Regions from separate parts of the Homo sapiens genome. Here region 2 is linked to region 1. A link is a loop called in an ENCODE intact Hi-C map of the cell type or tissue named here. Cell type or tissue: B cell. All regions are shown on one strand. Links, peaks and the distances in the headings refer to the core of each region. The heading gives the core; the rest is flanking DNA.

What was found. A loop is a pair of places that touch in the nucleus more often than their neighbours do. Peaks named below come from ENCODE experiments on the same cell type or tissue, not always from the same donor. Only the 100,000 strongest peaks of a DNase experiment are listed, where the experiment ranks them.
Region 2: it touches region 1 in a loop (11-fold over the local background); 4 of 110 quality-filtered maps call a loop at or near these places.

The regions. Positions count from the first base shown.
Region 1 is chr2:100,413,550-100,424,064 of GRCh38, forward strand. It overlaps CHST10 (carbohydrate sulfotransferase 10), which reads right to left and starts at 4,119. Exons shown (of 7, transcript NM_004854.5): 1 at 3,825-4,119; 2 at 1,492-1,562. RefSeq lists silencers at 3,615-3,764, 3,775-4,224. In B cell, for the core only: no CTCF peak of the experiment used is centred there; a DNase peak (open chromatin) is centred at 3,972; H3K4me3 peaks cover 1,651 bases; H3K27ac peaks cover 791 bases.
Region 2 is chr2:100,254,654-100,266,458 of GRCh38, forward strand. No RefSeq gene overlaps it. Among named protein-coding and RNA genes, the nearest start is that of LINC01104, 52 kb to the left of the region's middle. RefSeq lists an enhancer at 354-853. In B cell, for the core only: CTCF peaks have their summits at 6,273 (motif pointing left), 6,475 (motif pointing left), 8,386 (motif pointing right) and 8,587; DNase peaks (open chromatin) are centred at 6,248 and 8,388.

The DNA of each region.
Region 1 (10,515 bases), core at 1-8,000:
CTTCCCCACCTTAAATAAAAGATAAATAGCACACATTGTACATGTTTGTAATAACTAACAATGGAAATGTTACTATTACCATCTCTTGATGCAAATCCTTCCTCCCCTGCATTTTGAAAAGGAAACTTGTAAATTCATTTTGCTCAGCTGCCAATACCATTCCCGCCAGCAGCTTTTCCCCATGTCTGAGTTGTCATCCAGAAGCACAGCGCCTTTCTTACTCTGCTGATGAGTTTGCCTCCCACCTGCCAGGCCCCACTTTTAATATGCGCATTCACTTACTAAAGTTTCTGAAAAGTCCCATGGTAAATAAGCCCACTTAACTCTGCTTAACCAGGCTTTTTCCAGACATTTTTTCATTCAGCAATATTTACCAAAGCCCTCCTCTGAGCCGGGGCTGTTCTAGGCCCTGGGGATATAGCAACACACATTCCCTGCTCTCACAGTGCTTCCTACTAACAGACATAGACGGGCCATAAACAAATCAAGTGATCAATGTATATGATCAAGCCAGGTGACAGGTGCAGTGGCTAATAAACAAGGGCATGGGCAGGATGTTGAGAAAAGGCAGGACAGATTGTGGGAGCAAGCCATGCAGACCCCTGGGCAAAGACTGTGGTCTGGGTCCCAGAATTCCAAAAGTGGCAAGAAGGCCAGTGTTCCTCATGCAGAGTGGGCAAGCAGGGACAGGGGTGGGTCAGATGAGGAGGCCTGTCAATGGCCCTTTACTGACAACCTCACCTCATACACATACCAGGGATCACATGTCCAGGGCTCAACTTTTAAAACACAGCCAGACTCTAAAGGAAACTTCACACACACACACACACACAAAAACCTGGTAATGTACAAGGAACTGGTAACCCCAGGAGGATGACAGGTGAGATGAGAACTAGACAGACCAGGGCTGCAGAAACGGGGACATTTCACCATCAACCCTGAGCACATTCTGAACTACAATGCATTACCCTATCAATAGAATCATTAAATTACAACTCCATAATGCAAAGTGTGGCATATGAATTTATACTATAAAGTTCTATTGCATGTCACTGAGACTTTCAAATTCATAGTAAAGGTTTCTCTCAATCTGCGTACAGAAATTTCCTTTGTCTTCTCTGTTGTCATCCTTACAATTTACCGCCTTGGAACGATTAACCACCCTTAGTTAGGAGAATGAAAACACTCTTAACTGTCCAGTGAGAAATACACCTGTAGTTAAGACAGGTTTTCATGAACAATAATAATAATATACAGTAAACACCTGTATGGGGTTCACTCTGTACCAAGCACAGGTCTCAGCAGGTACTAACTCACATAATCCCAGCCTCAGAGCATGCTCCTATTATTATATTTAAGGAAACGTTTCTAAGCACACATTTACATACTCCTAATCAAGAGTTTACAATCTGCACAGGCAAGAAAAAAGGCAGGAACAATACTGAATGGCATGCTCAAATAACTGATGAGCTCACATTCTCCTTCACGTACCTTCTGCAGCCTGGGGCTCACATTTCCTTGCTGTGTTTCCCCTGAACTGAGGTTCTTGGTTCCTCTTGTCACTGGATAGGAAAATTAAAAAAAAAAAAGCATTATTAAAAGTTACAAGATCAACTTACTTAATACAACTTGGTTTATACTTAGGAAGGAAATAGTGAACCATTTTGATGATTCAAATATATTTGGCAGAATGGGTCTCTTACAAAGGCAGGTTATATTTGGATTTCTTGGTAAATGAATATTCTAAATGTACCAAAACCACTAGCTGTTTAAAAGACTCTTCCATGTAACTTAGTGTGAAAAATGAAACATTTTTTGTAGCAAAAATAATCAAATCCAATTATGCCTGTTTCGTATGTTTGAAATAGTTATAGGATTCCTATACAAGATGATCAATTCTTCCAATGCAAAATGTTCTCTGGATTTTCGTACTCCTTACACCTTTAGCACCTGGAAAATTTTAGCCAAATGCCATATCATAAAAAACCAGAAACAAGCCAAAGTCATGGAATTAGATCATGGATTTAGGAGATCTACCAAAATAAACATACAACTCATTTAACATACAATAAAGCCCAAGCTGACTGGGACACATGCAGCACGGTCTCTCTCTGCCTCCCTTTACTCTAAGAACTCAATGCTAAAATTAAAAGCAATTTCCTATTATGTTGATTGAAAGATTAAGCTTTATATACAGTCATTCATCACTTAACAATAGGGATACCTTCTGAGAAATGTATCGTTAGGCGATGTTCTTCTGCAAACATCAGAGCGTTCTTACATAAACCTAGATAGTACAGCTAACCACACACCTAGGCTATATGGTACAGCTGACCACACACCTAGGCTATATGGAATCATCTATTGCTCCCGGGCTACTAACTTGTACTGCTGTTACTGTACTGAATACTGTAAGCATCTGTAATACAATGGTAAGTATTTGTGTATCTAAAATTAGAAAAGGTAGAGTAAAAATAAGGTAGTATAGTCTTATGGGACCACTGTTGTATATGTGGTCCATCATTGTTAGAAACATCATGTACGGCATTTGATGGTCCTCACATCCAGGTTATCCAGAAGTGTATGAAAAGAAAATGAACTCCTGGGTTTCTGCAATCTCTAAGGTCCTGCAACCACCTCTCTCCCCTGTTTCTATTCCTGGCTCTCTCTCACCTTTTTATTGTATGAACTCCTCAAACACTGAAAAATGATCCGAATATAACTGCAAGTTGCCTGTGATGTTTACAAATTCTTTCCTTTCTTTGTTCAGTTTTGCAAACACTCCAATTTTCATTTCAGCGAAGAAGAGAATTTTCTGCTCAGGTATTTCTTTGAGATTCTATTCTTCAGGGTCAAGAGCAATTCTGAATTCTGAATTCCAATTCTGAGCCAAGATGGACTAAGCTCTTAATTATAATGGGGAGGGAAGGGAAAAGACCACTTCTCTCTTTGTGTCTTTTCATTTTAACCCAGTCACTGAAAAGAGTGAAGGAGGAGGTGGTTGGTTATCAGAGAGCCAGAGCTAAACTGAGCTGCCTAATTTTAACAGCGTCTGAGACATTTCTCACTCTGGCACTCTAAGCAATGCAATAACCCAACTCCTCATGGCCCAAAGCCCCAGACTCTGGTTTTCAGACAAAACAACAACAACAACAACAACAACAAAAACCCACCGTTATGACAGTCCTGCCGCTGAGCTAACCAGAACCTGGCTGCACTACTTTCCATTCACTGCCCAACCCTTTCCTGCCTTGCAGACTTGGAAAGCAAAAATGACATTTTGGAAAACCTGGTTCACCTTCCCAGCCAGAAGTGCAGAACTGCATGCCTCAACCTCCAACTTCGGACAGGCCTCCTGACAGCGAAGATCAGAGGCTCAGGGCACCCCGGGGCCCCTCAGGCAGGGAACGTGCATTCCCACCCCTGACTCCCCTCGCACCGAAGCTGCACATGCTCCTTCTTCCCTGCCTTCCTCTGCATGCTCCTTGGACCCAAGCTGAACCCTTTCTTCCTCTCTCCATCTACAATTACAAACGCAAATTCTCAGCCAAGGATGAAAGAAGTAAATTGTAGGCTCGCACAATATCAATAATTCCGCGGGTCACAGCATCCCGCACAAGGACGCCTTCTTATTGCATAATTAACGCGAGGAAGGCTCTTCCCGCTACTCCCGCGAACTAGGGAGGTCTTCAAGTCGCCAAAACACACCGGGATGTGGCTCGCCAGGACAAAACCCGCGGGTTCCCCGGTTTTTCCGTGCGCCCCGCGGCGGGGAGAGGGGCCCAGGCGCTGAAACCCACCCGCCTGCGCGTCCCCGAGCTCACCCTACTGGAGCGGCGCTCGTCCGGGTCCTTAGGCTCCTCCCCTGGCCCTGGGGGCGCCGCGCGGGTCGGGCTTCGCCGGGCCTGTGGGCGAAGCGCGCGGGGTCCTGGGAGCTCGGGAGGCCCGCCCCACCTTGCCCCGAGGCCTCCGCGCCGCGGCCCGTCGGGTCCCGGGATGTGGCGGCGGCGGCAGCGGAAGTAAGGAAGACGCCCGGCGCGCTAGACCGGCTTTGGGGGCCAGAACGCCGGCACCGCCTCACGCGGCCCCCTCGCGCCTATCCGGCCGTGCGCGCCGCCTGCCCGCGCGCGTCCCCGCCGCCGTCCCCGGCCGTGCGCGTTCCAGCGGGTCGCGGGGAGTGGGGAGGGGCGCGGCCGCGGGACCCCAGGCCCGGATCCCGAGTCTCCCTTTCTGCCGCTGCAAAAGCGTTCTTTCTGACCGAGACCTGCGGCCGGAACAAGTCCCGCTGGGCCTCCATCCAGAAAACAGGTTCGCTTTTTGAGAAAGAAAAAAAATCCCAAACTTGGAAAAAGGCAAAAAACCAAACCAAAACAACAACAAAGTCACACACACACACAAAACCACCTTGGAAAAATACAAAAAATAGATAAGTAAATTTCTTAAATCCCCAACTTGGAAAAAGGCCACTTGCTTGCGTTAAGGGTAACTTCTAGCATTTTCTAATAAGCCTACTTAGTAAAAGGGGGACGTTCTATTCTTTAAAGAACCCCCTTGGCTGTCCGGGTTGGGGATGTAACTGTTGTCTAGGTACAGTGGATTAACGAAGGACAATGATAACGGCCTGACCAGTTTACAGACCTGAAGAATTGTAACTTCTTAACCTGCAGAAATGGATAAGGCCTGAGTCAACCTCAAAGGTATTGGGATTTTATTGCCCCAAAGAAGATAAACTAGTTTTATTTTTATACAACCTACATGTTTGTTAACTACCCGACTATATCTGTGTCTATTTAGCAAACAAGTAAAATAGATACGTGTATGTATACACACACACACACACACACACACAATTTTTCAAAGCTTTCAAGGAACAAGCGTTTTTGTTTTTGTTTTTTTTCTTTTTTATTGGTTCCCTCCTTAATGAGTTAATAATATTGAGGGAGCTGGCTGTTTGAGTATTTCACTTCTAGCCCCATTACTAATCATGGTTTAAAGGTTCTGTCCCTCATGCAGAAGACGTTTACTGAGCCCTTTTTTGGGGCCCTGTGGTTGAGATGAGACATTGGGTTTCCCTTTGAGGATTTGAATCGATACACGTGCACGGCAGAAAAGAAGTAAGTAAATGTGAAGCTTGGATGTGATGCAGCATATTATGCAGGATTTAAGGATCAAGGCTCTGGGAATCAGACCACGTGGATTCAGAGCCTTAGTCACTGCATATGACTGTTGACCTTGTCACACTCTCATCTCTCTGTGTCCCAGTCTTCTCATCTACAGAATGTGGTACTAGGCCGGGCGTGGTGGCTCACGCCTGTAATCCCAACATTTTGAGAGGCGGAGGTAGGTGGATCACCTGAGGTCGGGAGTTCGAGACCAGCATGACCAACATGGAGAAACCCTGTCTCTAATAAAACTACAAAAAAAATTAGCCAGGAGTGGGGGCACGTGCCTGTAATCCCAGCTGCTCGGGAGACTGAGGCAGGAGAATTGCTTGAACCCAGGAGGCGGAGGTTGCGGTGAGTCGAGATCTCGCCACTGCACTCCAGCCTGGGCAACAAGAGTGAAACTCCTTCAAAAAAAAAAAAAAAAGTGTGGTACTAAAGAATATTGTAGAGGATGCATTTAAAATACAAAGCACAGTCATCCCGCAGTAGTAAACACTGCAACAAACACACACTATTGTCACTGTTATTACTGCATTCCCAAGATACTGTTCAAAACTTTAAAAGATGGAGTTTGTTCTAGAGGCTTACACATTGACAACTAAGGTAACTGAGGTTTTTTGGTTTTTTTTGTTGGAGTTTTTCAAAATAGTTCCTCTTTTTTTCCTATAAATGAATGTCTAGGAAAATATTAGTATTTAGTCTTTTTTTTTTTTTTGAGACGGAATCTCGCTCTGTCGCCCAGGTTGGAGTGCAGTGGTGCCATCCCAGCTCACTGCAACCTCTGCCTCCTGGGTTCAAGTGATTCTCCTGTCTCAGTCTCTCAAGTAGCTGGAATTACAGGTGCGTGCCACCACACCCGGCTAATTTTTGTATTTTTAGTAGAGACGGGGTTTCACCATGTTAGCCAGGCTGGTCTCAAACTCCTGACCTCAAGTTATCCACCCGCCTCAGCCTCCCAAAGTGCTGGGATTACACGTGTGAGCCAAATATTTAGTCTTTGTAGCAGGAGGATTGTTTCTAAAATAGCAGTTCGCAAAGAGTGATCTCCAAAAAGTGGATCTTTAGGAGTCTCCAAGATCCTTTCAGAGGATCTGCAATGACAAAACTGTTTTCATAGTTGAACTGGGACATTATTTGTCCTCTTTACAATGTAGACATTTGCTCTGATTGTGCAAAAGTAAGCACAAATCCCAGCAGTGGGACAACACCAAATCAGTAGTAACTGCATCCTTCACCACCATGCACTTGCAGTAAAAACAAACACAAAGTGTCACTGAAGAATGTCCCCCGTGAAGCAGTCATGTCCCTCATGACAGGGTGGGAAATGCACAGAAACAATCCTGCTGCATCCCAAGGATGATGGTTGCTGAAGGCCGTGCCATTGTGCAATGGCCTGCAATGCACAAGCTGCAGCTCTTTTTTATGGAACGCCAGTTTTACTTGAAAGCAGAACTGACAGACAAACTGCAGTTACCCAGATTTGGGCATTTGGCAGACATTTCCTCCAAAATGAATGACATGGGCCTGTCACTTCAAGAAAAACAAATGATAGTGTTTGTTGTCTGTGATAACATTCAAGCTTTCAAGTGAAAAATCAGACTTTTGCAAAACCTGTATCCATCACTGTAAGTTTGACAGCTTCCCAATATTTAAAGATTTTTCTGATGAGATCAGAAGTAGTACTAACAACTAGTTGTAAAAAAATATTGTATAGTGATCAACCAGTTGTAGTGTAATAAGAAATATGTATTTGGCCTTTGACCCTGGTTCCTGACTGATACAGTTTGGCTGTGTCCCCACCTAAATCTCAGTTGTAGTTTCTGTCATCCCCACGTGTCATGGGAGGGACCCTGTGGGAGGTAATTGGATCCTGGGGGCAGTTACCCCCATGCTGCTGTTCTCCTGATAGTGAGTGAGTTCTCATAAGATCTGATAGTTTTATAAAGGGCTTCCCCCTTCACTCAGCACTCATTCTCTCTACTGCCGCCCTGTGAAGAGGTGCCTTCCACAATGATTGTAAGTTTCCTGAGGCCTCCCCAGCCATGTAGAACTGTGAGTCAATTAAACCTCTTTTCTTTATGAATTACCCAGTCTTGGGCATTTTTTCATAGCAGTGTGAGAATGGACTAATACACTGACATAAAGCACTTAAATCCCTTGGAGTTTCCTGGGTGATAGGAGTATCTTTTGTTCTAATGAAGCAACTCTTGCTGGGCCCCTAAATATTTTCAGATGGAGACTGGTCACTGGAAAAACCAGGCCTCGTATGGAAGCCTCCAATTTTTTGCCCTATACCCAGTCCTCTGGAGAGATGAGAGGGGCTGGAGATTAAGTTAATAATGGATCATGTCTGCATGATAAAGCCTCCATGGAAACCTCTAGACCACAGAGTTCAGAGAGTTTCCAGGTTGGTGAACACATTCAGGTCCTGGGAGAGTGGTGTGCCCAGTGAGAGCAGGGAAGCTCTGCACCCTTTCCACTTACCTTGCCCCATGCATCTCTGCCATCTGACTGTTCCTGAGTTGTATCCTTTATAACAGGACATAAACTGGACATAGTAGGACATAAACTGTCTTCCCAAATTCTGTGAGCTATTCTATCAGATCACCAAACAGGAGGGAGGGAGTCATGGAACCCCTGATTTATAGCCAAGCTGGAAAGAAGTGGGATAATCTGGGGACCCAATTCTTGCAACTGGCATCTGAAGTGAGGGAAGTCTTGTGAGACTGAGCCCTGAACCTGTGGAGTCTGACTGTAACTCCAGGTAGTTAGTGTCAGGATTAAGTTGAATTGTAGGACAGCCAACTGGTGTGTGGAGAATCAGATAAATGGTTGTTGGTGTTGGAAAACATGCCAAAGTGATGAGTTTTAATGTCACCAAATATAAAATATTTATTGATAGGGTTTTGGATTCCACATTGTACTAACCTTTAGACGGCTACCACTTGTTGGGTTTAGGTGTGGAAACTCAAAATACCCCCAAATTATCTGAAAAGATTTAAATATTTCTTCCTTTTTCTACTTATCTGTGTGAGGAAGGAGTTTCTTCATATTCTTTGACCAATATATTGCAACAGATTGAGTGCGAAGAGAAGTATATGATTCCAGCTGTCTTCTATTAAGCCAGACATTAAAGAGATTTGCAAAAGGGTAAACAATGCCATATTTTTGTTTTGAAAAACATAGCTGTTTTTCCTTAAAGTATGCTATTTAAAGTAACATATAATGGGAATATTCATTTTCTAAAATGGATTACTAAAGGTTTTTAATTTCTCATGTTATAAGTATAGATGGATATCATCCAGATTAACAAAAGCTCTTTGGGTTCCTTGATAATTTTTAAGAGTGTAAATGGGTTCTCAGGAAAAAATGATTGAGAACTTCTGTTCTCAAAGAAACCCAAATTCTTAATAGTAAAAGGAAAATATACCAGGTTCTTTAACAACCCGCTACTCCCACCCCACCCACTATGAAGTGAATATTTCTGTTTTGAACCAAACCAAGGCCCTTCCTGAAAGTGGAATAATAGAACAGATGCATCTAGAAAAACCAATATATCTCTTACAGGGATGGGGTCATGTGGAGAACCATCTCCTACACAGGTAGGGATTTGCCAGTTCCCCTCAGCATTCTAAGACAATTTGATAAATTTCTCCCCTATTCTTCATTTTGGGTTCAACCTGTATGAACTCAGGGTCCTTTAGTGCTAGGTGCTAGAATCTGACTTTGTTTTCCCTCCGGCCTCTTCCCCAGCTCCTAGCTGTGCTACAGAGAAGCTCCTGCAGTTTCCATGTCAGCCACAGGAGGGGACAATTCCTAGAATCCTGGCCCTCCTAGTCCTGAACTCTCCTCTCAGTATACACAGTGGCTACCAGTCACTCAGGCTTTCTTGGGGTTCCTTTAAGAAGTGGGTTTGGAAATGACTTCTTGGCCACTCTTGGCAGTAAATGTAATAGAAAATTGCAGAGAGTACATATCTCGGTTCCTTTCTCTGAGCACACTGAAAATTTCCATTTGGCTCACTTGGTGGGTATATGAGAAGCTTACCAGAGTTGAAATGAGACTCTGTCCAGGGTAAAGTTGTAGAACTGTAGGGACCGCAGCCAGGCATCTCTGTGTTGTACCATAACTGAGAAATGTTCAGCCAGAGGGCCCTTTTCAGTAGACGTAGAGTTGGAGGCAGGGATTACAAACCTACAGAAGTTGATTTCCCTTTCCTATTTATAGATGGCAATGCAGTTCAAAGACTTTTTGTTTTTAAGTAGGAGATGGCTGAATGAAACAAGCTGGATTCCATACTCTAGCCCTTGGAAACCTTTGGTGTGTTTATTACAGTCTTAATGGGGAGCTGTTTTGCCTTGTTAAGAACTTCTAAATTATCCAAAACATAATAGGGCTGCACATTTGAAAAAATTAGACAAGAGGAATTATTTCATATTTTAAGCCCAAGAGACATCTTCAATACCTACGTTTAATTTTTATTTTCACTAGAGATGATGTTTTGCTATGCTGCCTGGGCTGACCTTGAACTCCTGGCCTCCAACCATCCTCCTGCCTCGGCCTCCCAAAGTGCTGAGATTACAGGAGTGAGCCACCATGCCCTGCCAAGCCCTACATTTTGAATTCCTGAAAATATATTTTAACACTTACCAAAATAAGAAAATTTTAAAAAGTGCTGAATTCTTGAGGTGAGATCACAGACACCTCCCACTGTCAAGTTAGACTACATTCCCAGTGGAATTGGCTAAGGATACAAAATTATGCTGTAAGTAAGGTGACTCCACAGAGTTTGTTTGGGCTGCATGACTGGGTTCTGGCCAGTGAGATGTGCATAGATGTGATCTAAGCCACCCCTAGGGCTCACCCTTAAGAACATACCTATGATCCTGAAGTTTTCTTCCTCTGATATGTGCCATGTGTTCTAGAAGGTGGACGCACAAGATGAAAGCAGCTGTGATCCCTACATCACCATCTGGAGGAAAGTTGCATTATCCTCATGGAATGTGATGAGCAAGTAGTTGATACCTATTGTTTTAAGCCAAGGATAATTCAGGACATATGATTTACACAGCACAGCCTGCCCTAATACAGGATACCAGTTCAGTGATGAAAACACTGGACAGAAAGTCAGGAGGCTTGTGTTCTATGATGTTGAACTATAAGAATTTGTTGGTTTTTAACAGTTTTTGATGTTCAAGTGGCAGTTTCACATGATTCACCCCAGGAATTCATGTGACCCCTGGCCAGCTTGGTATGTGACATTGAATTAATCCATTACTCCCATCTGGATCTCATTTTTCTCATCTATAAAAATCAGATCTAATAAACATCTATAGAACACTCCACCCAG
Region 2 (11,805 bases), core at 3,806-11,805, 160 kb before region 1:
TTACAGGCGTGAGCCACTGCGCCCGGCCTTATTATCTTTTAACCAATGGTGGTGGGAGTGGCTGGCCTGAACAAGGGAAGCAGGAGGTGCATTGTCTATAGAGAATTTAAAATGAGAAGAAAACTAACTCAAGTTTAGCCCTCTTTTCATCACCACCACAAGCTCCGTTGTGAACAATGTCAGTCCTGAATGACGGCTCCCTGCCCAAATGGGCGGCTCTCGCAGCCCCTGCCCGGCCAGATGTGTCATGTCAGGTGACTGTGTGGTACCTTGGTGTGACTCTTGGCCTTTCTCCCGTCTGTAGAGGGGCCCTCTGGATCCAAGTGGCCATGGCTAGCTTCCTACAACCCAGCCTTCCTGACTTCTCCCAATTTCCCCTCAGCCTCCCGGCCTTGGGCTCGCTCTCCAACGTGAAGTTCTTGCCTCTGCCTTGAATCAGGACTCTGTGGCCTCACCACCACCTGCTGGCAAGCTCCTACCCTTGCCTCAGGACCCGGCCTGGCCTCTCCCCTTCGGTGAAGCCCTTAGCGTCTCGGTCAGTTGGGGCTGCAATAACAAATTACCATAGACTGAGAGGCTTCAAGATAAACACTGATGCTCACAGTTCTGGAGGCTGGAAGTCTCAGGTCAGGGGCCACATGGTCAGGCTCTGGCGACGGCCCTCTGTCAGCTTCTCATGTGTCCTCACATGGTGGAAAGAGGGCAAGAGAGCTCTCGGAGGTCACTTTTATAACGACTCCAATGTCATTTATGGGGGCTCCACCCTCATGCCTCAATTACCTCCCAAAGACCCACCTCCCAGTACAAAGCCATTACACTGCAGGGTTAAGACTTCAACATGAGACTCTGGGGGGCACAAACATTCGGTCCATAATTGCCCATCCACATGGAACGCCCCATCTGTTCATCCACTGCGCCTGCTGCACACCTTAGGGTTGCACTTTAGTATTGCGTTATAATTTTTTATCATTAAGTAGAGCCAGACTACTTGGGTACACACCCCAGATCTGGCCCTTGAGAGCTGTGTGAACTTAGGCCAATCACTTAACCTCTCTGTCCTCATATATAAAATGGGGTAAAACCTCAGTTTCCTCATATATAAAATGGGGTAATAGTACCTCCTCCACGGGGCTGCTGGGAAGATGAAATGAATTAATATCATACAGTAGCCTCTCTTGTCCATGGCTTCATTTTCCACAGTGTCAGTTAGCAGTCATCAATGATGGTTCGAAAATATGAAATGGAAATTTTCAGAAATAAGCAATTCCTAAGTTTTTCATTGCTGCCATTCTGAGCAGCATATTAGACTCTTGTTCTGTCCACTCCCTCCATTTGTCTCATCATGCCTGCATTTCACCATCTCGCTCATCGCAGGAAGGGTGAGTGCAGTACAATCAGATATTCTGAGAAAGAAAGAGGCCACATTCACATAACTGTATTACAGTATATCGTTAGAATTGTTCTATTTTGTTATTAGTTGTTAATCTCTTTCTCTGCCTAATTTATAAATTGAACTTTATCCTAGGTATGTACATTTAGGAAAAAGCAGTATTGTAGGATTTGGTACTACCTCAGTTTCAGGCATCCAGTGGGGGTCTTGGAACTTTTCTCCCATGGATAAGGGGGTGACCGTACATGGGGCTAGAATAATACCAGGAACAGTGCATGGCACGCTGAGCTCCATGGAAGGTGCTAATATTAATATTGGGGGCGATGCTGTGTCTGTCTTCCCTTGAGGGCAGGCCTGGGCTTTGCTCACTTTCCTGTACCCGGGGCCCATCACAGAGCCTGGGCAAGGGAGGTGCTTCATTGTTGTTTTCTGAGTTAATATGTTGTTTTCTGACTAAGTGATAAGAAACAGATGTTGCAGCGAGTCTGCTATGCCCTGGGGCGCCCCTTGGGACACTAGGGTTGGCTGCCACCCCGGCCCCCACCTGATCTCTGCTGGTGCCCCCAGTGTCAGGGGCCGCATCTGACGGGGAGGCTGCATTCCGACCTCTGCTTGGGGGCCACAGGCTGACATCCCCTCTGCTCCCACCGGTCCCTCACTGGCCCCCAATCGCTCCTGACCTCCAGTCCTGACCCCGCTCACCCACCACCCTGCCCACCTCCTGGGCCTGCGCTTCCTCCCACAGCCCTTCCTGGAGGGCAGGGAGGAGGAAACGCTCTTCTCAGGGATGAGGGTCCACTGGGAAGGGGGTCCCCTGGGTTCAAAAGACCTTTGTTGTCCCCACGACAGCTTTGGTGCTTCACTAAGTGTCCTGGGGCTGCAAAAAGCATAGAATTGAAAAGCTCCTAGATGAGGGTTCCCTGGAAAAACAGAACCAATAGAAAGTGTGTATCTGTATTCACAGAAATATAGTTATTCTAGGGAATTGGCTGTCGCAATTGTGGAGGCTGGCAAATCCACAGGCCTGATGTCCCAGTTAGAGTCCACAGATGGAAAGTTATTGGAGAACCAGGAAAAGCTGATGTTCCCATTCAAATGACAGCAGTCAGGTAGGAGAGGCACCCTCTTCCTCAGCCTTTTTATTCTATCTGGGCTCTCAGTTGATTGCAACCCCCTCACCTCACATTAGGGAGGGCCATCTGCTTTACTCTCTCTATTGGTTTAAATGTAAATCTCACGCAAAAACAACCTCACAGAAACACCTGGAATCATGTCTGCCTAAACATCTGGGCACCCTGTGGCCCAGTCAAGTTGACACATAAGATTGGCCATCACAGCTCCTCCCAGGTGGGTGCCAGGGAGTGATGAGGAAAGGAAGGGCCCGTGCCAATGAGAGAGACCAATAAGTGGCATTGATTTTCTGGCTCAGATCCTTAGTTGTGCCACTGCCCCCTATACAACCCTGGGCAAGCCAACTTGTCTCTTTGTGCCTGTGTCTCCATCTAGGCAGTGGGGCCAGGCCAGTGCCCACCTTGGAGGCAGCACATGCAAAGGGCCCTGAGCTGTCCCTGGCACCCTGGGTGGTGTCATTGGTAGTTTTATAGTGTGGTTGGGACCCTGGCCAGAGAAGCTGGAGAAATTTGGGGCAAGGAGAATGAGGAGTGAGCCAGGAAGGCTCCCAATTAAACTAAAAAATCACTGCCGTGGCTTTGCATCTTATTTTCTTTTATTGCATTTTAGCTTTTGGATTTAGGGCCTTTTGAAGGTGAATTTCATCAGACTGAAGAACTGTGTGAAAACCTGCTTTTTCTGGACTAAATACACACAGGCGGGTCAGATACCCAGGACGCCCAGAGCCCTCCCTCTACAAGGCATGGGCGTTCCTCCTGCCCTCCACCTTCCAGATGCCAGGGTCTTCAGGGTCCTGCATTCATGCAGGGACGCTGAGTCCAATTCAACTACCTGCTCTCTAATCCCAGCTCTTTCTAGCGGGGCATTTTAGGTGATTCATGCTGCAGCCTGCACGAATCAAAGCTAAAAATAGGCACATTTTCATGGCAAGAGAAAACAGAGTCCTTAGAAAACACGACTCCCGGAAAAACCAAATCAGTAATCCAGACTCGGCGGCCCTGGGCGGATGACCAGTCATGGGTTCAATTTGTATTTCCTGAGCACCTACTGTATACAGGGTGCTGGGGGTGGGGCCCTTTTCTCTCTTCTCATGGATCAGAAGGAAGGAATTTCCCCTCCTTTGTCACCCCAGGAGAGGAGCGCCTTCTCATCTGAAGTTTGAACTTGACATTCACGGTCCATCGTTCACCTGTGGGCACAGTGCTCCTGCCCCTCCCACTCCTGGCTCCATGCTCACGATCCTGGAGGCATCCTCCTGGAGGATGCTCATTCCACAGATGTGCCCAGATAATGTAAGATGCATAGACTTCGTTGGCCTAAAGAAAATGTCTTCCAATTAAGCTGTCTTCCTGCTAGCATTGTCTCTTCAGAGACACCCCATGGGGTCTGGGGGGCAGAGAGCTGGGGACGGCATTGGTGTAGGGCAGGGGTAACTGGCTGGGGTGGAAAGCCTGCTCCCCCAGTCCTCAGATGTGTGAATGGCAGCAGGGTCACCTAAGCTCCTTGAGTCTGCCTTCCCTCCTCTGTAAAATGGGATAATAGTTGTGGAGCCCATGGGCTTGCAGTGAGGAGCCCGCAGATGTCAGATGCTGTGGCTGTCCTCGTCATCATCATTATTAGGACTGCTATTATGATGGCCCCACCAATGGCGGTCTGTGCATTAGCCATCTGAGGGGTGTCCAAAGGCCACGGACTATCCCCACATCTGCATACATCCTTGTGGTACTTTCTCTTTTTTAAGGTTCTTAAGAATGCATGCAATTTTTTTTTTTTTTTTGCAGGTGAATCTGGGATGGGACCTTATTACTCCCCTTACACCACCAGTAAAAATTGGCACACCTGATGAACTCATCGCTACCCACTGCTAGATGCCAGAGCAGGGGATGGAGGAATGAGCAAGTAGCACCTGGAGTCTGATGGGGGGCAGCAGGAAAGGTAGGGGTTGGGAATGCCGAAGAAGGAAGGGTCACCTTAAGGAAGCTGGTGCTGGGGGCAGACTTCACCAACAGGAGAATGGCTGAGGCATGGCCACAAGCCACCCTTTCTCTAGTGCAGTGCTTTTCTGACTCTCGAGCACATGCGTGGCTGCTGCAGGTTTGTTAGAACCCAGCTGGCTGGTCCCCACCCGAGAGCTTCTCATTTGGCAGATCTGGGATGGGGCCGAAGACTGCATGTCTGGCAAGTTCCCAAGCGATGCAAACATGGCTGCTCTCAAGAATGAGCTTTGAGAACCACTGTTTAAACCCATAATCTTCAAGTGTTTCAAAGCCAGGGATTGGTCAAATGAAATATTTTGGAGGCAAAAATAAAGCAATGAGGCCGGGAGTGGCGGCTCACACCTGTAATCCCAGCACTTTGGGAGGCCAAGGCGGGCGGATCACTTGGGGTCAGGAGTTCGGGACAAGCCCATGCAACATGGTGAAACCCCATCTCTACTAAAAATAGAAAAAGTAGCTGGGAGTGGTGGTGTGTGCCTGTAGTCCCAGCTACTTGGGAGGCTGAGGCAGGAGAATCGCTTGAACCCGGGAGGTGGAGGTTGCAGTGAGCTGAGATCGTGCCACTGCACTCCAGCCTGGGCGACAGAGCAAGACTCCGTCTCAAACAAACAAACAAAAACAAACCAAACAATAATAAAGCAACAAACAAGGTGATGGTACAGGGCTTGGCAGTGCCAGACACTTCCTAAGGCACAATTCCAAACCAAATGGAAATTCTGAAGTTCCCCCTTGGCTTTAGACCAGGCATCAGACAGCAGTGAGTCCAGGCCTTGTGTTGTGCATCTTAAAAGAACTGGTTCCAACCACATAGTATTCAGGATTGGGTGTCCCAGCAATCTGTGTTTCAGTGAACCCAGATGCTTCTGAGTGTGTGAAGGCTTGAGAGGCACTGGCATATATCACTTATAGTGGCTTCAGTTACCTGCTGATGCCCATACCTGCAGCTGTATCTCACCCTAGGTGGCAGCCTCAGGTCTCCTGAGCTCACAGCCAGCTCCACCTGCACCTGCCTTTCCCAGGCTACTGAGAACTTACATCTGAACATATAGCTGAGCTCAGATCCTTCTCCCCAGCCTCTCTTCTTCCTGGGCTCCCTAACCCGAGAAGAGCATGGTCATGTACTAATTGCTCACTATGTGCCTTGCACTGATAGGCGCTCCATATACATTAACTCCAAACCAAGGTAGATATTAGAATTCTCATTCTATAAATAAGGCTTTCAAGTCTCCAAGAAGTGAAGCACCTTGTCCAAGGTCACCTAGCCAGCAAAGATTTAAACCCAGGCCTGGGGCCTGCAGCACAGTCCTTTGACTCTACCACGCTACCTGGCATCATGCACCCAGCAGACCCAGCAGACAGAGCCAGAAACTCACTCACCATCCAGGACCTGGATTTATTGCATTTGATATTCACACCTTTTTACAGAGAGGATCTACAGATTTCATCAGCTGTGAACAACAACAAAAAGAGTACGTAGGAATTCCAAAATCCTGTAATAACAATGAAAATCACGGTAAGAGTAATATTTTGGAAGACTGTTCTCTGGTTCAAGGCCTTACACTAAGCGCCTTCCCGCCTGGCCGTGGGGAGGGACTTAGCATGTCCCAGGCAGCTCAACTTTGCAGAAAAGGAGCATCTCCCATCCCTTCCACAGGCAGCAGCTTTCTCCAGTCCATGCTTCAGAGACAGAGGCACCCTGCCGAAGTCCCTCCATTCCTGAGGGTGCAGTGACCCCATGTGGCCAATTCCAAATGTAGCCACTTGATGGACATTGGGCTGTGACTGCTATTTCTTCTTCATTTAAGCAATTCTCCAATTGCTGTCTTTTGCTGAAGTTTTGCTTTCATTCCACTGAGGAGGAGAGGCAACAGAGGCGGCTTGGAATGGGAAGGGCGGGGCTGAGCTTGCAGGGACAATGTCCACCTAGCCTGCTGGCCACAAGGACCCTCCAGCTCTGAAGGTGCGCTGAGAGCGACCCCTTCGGGCCACATTGGAGGGGCAGCAACAGGTGATCTGGATGGCTGGCCTGAAGCCTTCTAGGCCCCAACCAGGCTGCTGCATCGCAGAGAAAGGAGAGAGAGAGACAGATGAGACCAAGGAAACTCTGCACTGAGTCACCCCCAGACTCAGGAGGGGGAAATGGGGGGCTGTCATGTGAGAGCTGGGAGGGCCCATGGGGTTATCAAAGTCATGGCCACATTTTATAAAGACAGCGAGGGCCAGAGTGTGACAAGGTCTCTCCTTAAAGCCGCCCACTAATATGTGTGAGCCGGTGAGGAACTGCATGTGGCTGCTACCAACATATGCCGAGTCACAGGGGCTTCAGCTAGGTAGGGGTGTCTTTCTCTTATGTAATCTGAAATTTCTCAGAAGCAGGTGGTCCAGGGCTGCTAGGGAGGCCCCACGATGTCATGAGAGACCCCAACTCTGTCTTCTGCTTCACCAGTCCTAAAACATGGCATTTCTCCACAAGCCTACATCATGGTCACGACATCTGCTTCAGCTCCCCTCTCACTCCTGAGTCCCAGGCAGGGAAAAGAAAGAAGAGGGAAAGCTCAGAGGCTGACTGTCAGAAGCATAAGCTTCCCCTTCAATAGCATTTCCTGAGGTTTCACCCAATAACTTCCTTTTATCGTATTGGCCATTGGAACTGTAGTTTGTAAGCTGAGCGTATTCCTAGAAGGAAGGAGAGAATGAAGATATAGATTACTAGAGGCCTCACCCATCTCCACTCGGGATAATAACAGCTACCATTTCTTTGGAGCTTACTATGTTTACATGAATTTATCTATCCTCAGAATAACCCTGGCAGATGAGTTTGTTATCCCATTTCACAGGTGAGGAAAGTGAAGTTTAGTGAGCTTAGGTTAACTGAACCACACCTAGTGAGGGCTGGGGACAAAATCTGAAACTAGATATGACTCAAATCCTACAGTCTTCACCTTACAGCACCTAACAAAGGGGCAGAGACACAGGACTCAGGCTTCCAAAGCTATGTTACAAAGCCACTCTCCCTTGGCGTGGTAACCACTGATACTTCCCTGTAAATGGAGGAAGCAGCATGAAAACAGGCTTTTTGAGGAAGGAGCTGCGGCCGCTGTCACCATTGTTGGGAAGGACAGAGCACTATACTCGGTTTGTATCTAGTAAGCAAGTTTGCCCAAGAGTTCATTTCCCCAGACTCTTAATCCATTCTCTGACCTGCTGTCACTCTTACAGACTCCAGGAGAAACCTTCCACATATCTGTGAAACTAGGTGATTTTGGTTTCACCATGATCAGTAAAAGATAATCAGTTCATCCTCTTTTACTATTTATACAGCTGTGTCCAGGATTTTGTAAAAAATCTTTTAAATGTACAATAAAGGTAAATCCTTTGGCTTTGTGAAAAGGTCCTTGGCTTCATAAAAGGACTCATTCCAGGGCTCCTTTAAGTGAAGGTCTCCAATATCTTTAAATATAAAATATTTTAAAGTAATAGCCACTCAAGAAAGAGGCCTGAGCACAGAGAAACTTAAAGCTAGAGTGTGTGACACAGCGCCACCTGAAGATCAAGCGGAGATGAAGAAGGGTAGCTATGTAGGTCAGCGGGGAAATGGAGCTGGTTGACAACAGGATCTTCCAACTGGCCTCTTTGACAGAGGGACGTCCAACTCTGCCTAGGGCATGTGACAGTGGAGAGACATCTAGGGTGGTCCTGCTTCACAATGATATGGCCTATGGTTTGTCGTCTTGAAGCCATTCGTCCTGGGTTCTCAGCGAAGCCTTGTCAACGTCGCTGATGTATCCCAAATCTTTGGAAAGCAGGGAAATCCTGCTCGCAGCTCATACCCGGGCTCTCCAGTCCCCTGCAGTACTGGAGGATGTCCAGCAGGTGGCGCAAAAGACAAGGGCTCGCCTTACCCATCTCTTGTCCTTATGAAGGAAATTTGACCAAAATGACAGCCCCCTCCTTCCTTCCCCTCCCTCCTTTCCTTCCTTCCATCCTCTCCTTCTCTTCTGTCCCTCTCTTTCTTCTTTATTCATTGAATCATCAAGTATCCATGAAAGACTACAAGCAGAGCTCTGTGCAAGATAATGGGGGGATGAATTAGGACAGGGTCCTTTGCCTTTGAGGAACCTGGAGTATAATAAAAAAGTAAAATAATAAACAACCGAAATACAAGAGGTGGCACAGGCTTCTGAGGGAGCAGTGTCACTCTTGAGCTGTATCATCGCAGCCTGCAGGTTCTGGAGTCAGACCAACCTGTCTTGTCTGTCTTCTGGTCCCGATTCCACACTTGCTGCAACCTTGTGCAAGCGCCTTAATGCCTCAAAGCCTCCGTTTCCTTATCTGTAAAATGAGGATAACAATAGATTGTCCTATGACATGTTCATAAGGTTGGCATAAGGAGTTAACATACCTAAAACATTTAGCACATTTTTAAAAAAACCAAAACGTTATTTAAAACATATAACTCATTCGTTCTTGCATGCATTCATTTATTCTATAGGCATTTGCATGACAACCATGTGAAGAAGGCTGTCCTTGTTATTATAGGAGGTACAAAGTAAATAGAAGGAATACTTCTCAGTGTGGGGATTTGCAGTCAGGGTGAATATTTCTTCAACATCTTCTTGAACACTTTTCTCTGTGACAGTCAAAATCAGCCTGGACTGAAAAGAGAAGAAAGCAGCCTAGCTGTTAATCCCGCTGGGAGGACACACTCTGATAAAGCCAGCTGCAGCATCCGCCGAAAATGCCATTTCTCCCGGGGTCAACCTATAGCTGGAAAATGCCAGGATGATCTCCCTTGAGTGAGCACTGCTTCCTCACCAATCGTGCCCTAGAGCCGCTTTGCTGCACCCCTCTTTTGCTACGAATCCCCAAATGCTGAGCCCTCCTTGCTCTTGCTGGCACCCAAACAGTAGTCAATCCTGCTGTTCCTGAGACTGTCTTGGAAACAGCAGCCAGCACAGGATGGATCCCACTTCCTCAGACCCTCATCAGAGTCTCCAGGGAGAGCCCAGACCTTCTAGAAGGGGCTTCCCTCCCCCTCCCCCACCAAGTGTGCAGCACTCCCAGATTCTAAAGTCATGTCAGTCAGTGGCATTTTTCGGACCGAGGGGTGCATGGTGGTCTTCGGCAGATGGAAACTCACTTTTGCGAGCTCCCTGATAGCGGGGTGCAGGCCTCCACCTCCTCAGAGGCCCGCATGAGAAATCTTGGCAGGGAGGGAGGCAAGGGAGGAACGGGGCTCAGCTGGAATCCTGACTTCAGCAAAGGCGATGGAGGAAAGTTAAGGGCAGTGGCTGCAGTTATGTGAATCAGATGCAGCCCCAGCAGAGCTTCTGGTGCCCAGGCTGGAGCACCCCCAAGTGCCCCTTGAGCTATGAGCATCCAGCGAGACACTGGGCGTGCACAGCCTTATGGTGGGCTGTGGCATCGAACCACTGAATGAGAGAAGGTCTCTAGTAGAATCCGCCCTTCCTTCCTCCCCTCCCTCCTGCCTCCATCTTTCCCTTCCTTCTTCCCTCCCTCCTTCCTTCCACAAGCATCTTTGTGCAGGAACTGTGTTGAGTGTTGGGGGCACAGATGCCTCTGGCCAGTCCCCACATCCCCAGGCTTCTGAAGATTTCATCATGACACAGTGACAGTGGAGGGACAATCTCCCAGGTGGGGCGGCATCTGGGGGCAGGTGGCACCTGTGCACCCTTGAGCATGGGTTTGAGGGCACCCTACCGTTCCATTTTTGGGGTCTGGGCCAACATGCAGATCTGAGCCTCTGCAGGCCTGTGAGGCTGGTTCCGCTCAGCTGGCACCTTGGTTATCTGCTGAGCAGTAGCGACTGCTCTTTCAGGCCACAGTGTGTGCCACCAGGCCCATGTTAGGGATCTTAGGTCTCAGGGGTGTGTGGAATACCACGCCCCTCACTCTCCCTGGGTATGGAAGGGTGTGAGACACAGCACACTCTCCTCCCTAGCCAGACTGCAGGGATCTCCACCTCCTCCCCTAGAAATAAGGGTACTGTATGCATAGTGCTAGGAGTCAGAGCCCCCACCTCAGGACTGGGAGGAGGAAGAAAAAGGGCCCTGGGGCATGGAGAAATGTCTGACTCTCATCTCCCAACACACACACCCACCCTTCTCCTTCTCCCCAGCCCTAAGCCCTCCCTCCCCACAGGGAGTGTCAGCTGGGTGCAGGTGCTCGCTTCACGCATGCTGTGCTGAATCTTCTGGACGCTCCCACACTGCCTGGCCTGACTCCACCCTTCGGAGGCCATGCGCTCTGTGAAAGGGCATTGGCGGCAGTTGTGTGAATCAGAAGCAGTGGTCCTGCCTGAGACCGTGGTCCGGCCAGAGGCAGGGATCCAGGAGGCCTGGGGCCTAGCATAGGCCCAGGTTAGTCTGTGACCTTAGCAGTTCACTCCCTTACTTTGAGTTTGAGTGAGGGGTTGGGTCGCTGTGTCCCCAGGGAAAAATTTCCCTTTGGAAACCCAGACATTTCAACCTGCAGAGCTCAGAATTCAGGGCATGGGAAGCACAGATGCTCCAAGTTGGCTTCTGGGAGCTGGAGTCAGCACATCTTGGTTTCCAGACCTGAGGGCTTTCTACTGGGGACAAAGTGTCATGTAAAAGTGCTTGATCCCAAGTGCCTCCTGCATCCTGGAGGACAGCATCCCATTCTTGTCAGGTAGTGCCTGTGAGCTGGCACTAGGCCTTTAACAGCCATGCCAATTTCCTATAAGATCAGAAGCTCCTGTCTAGTTCAGTAGGTGACAGGCATCCACCATCACAGCCCATGCTGCGTCCTTCACAATGGAGGTGCTGTCCACTGCCGACAAAGCCAACACTCCATGAGCCCTGTCTTAGTGCTTCTGATGGAGGCCTTCTGGTTGGGAGAGAAATCTGTACTCAGAGTAGCAGTCTATTTAGATTTCAGAATGAGTCAGTGGCCCTTCGGCTTTCTATCAAGTTCAGTATTTGTCTCCATTACTGGCAGACTGGACACTTGGTGGAAGCAGTAGCTACATTATCTTTGGTAAGTAGAAGGCTGTGCCATTGGGCTCACTCATAGCCTCCATCCCTGCCACCATTGTGCCAGCACTGGGGGGCCAATGACACAGGCTGGCCCATGTTACCTGACTGAGTCATTTCGCCTACTTGGCTGCTAGGAGCGTCTTCTGTGGTGGATGCTCTCCAGTGAGCACTATCATGTAATAAGACTGTCATCACGCTCTCCGCCTGCCACTCCCATGTGCCTACCCGCATGCCTCTACCGGACCTCCCTGCCCCAGATCTTGCAGCC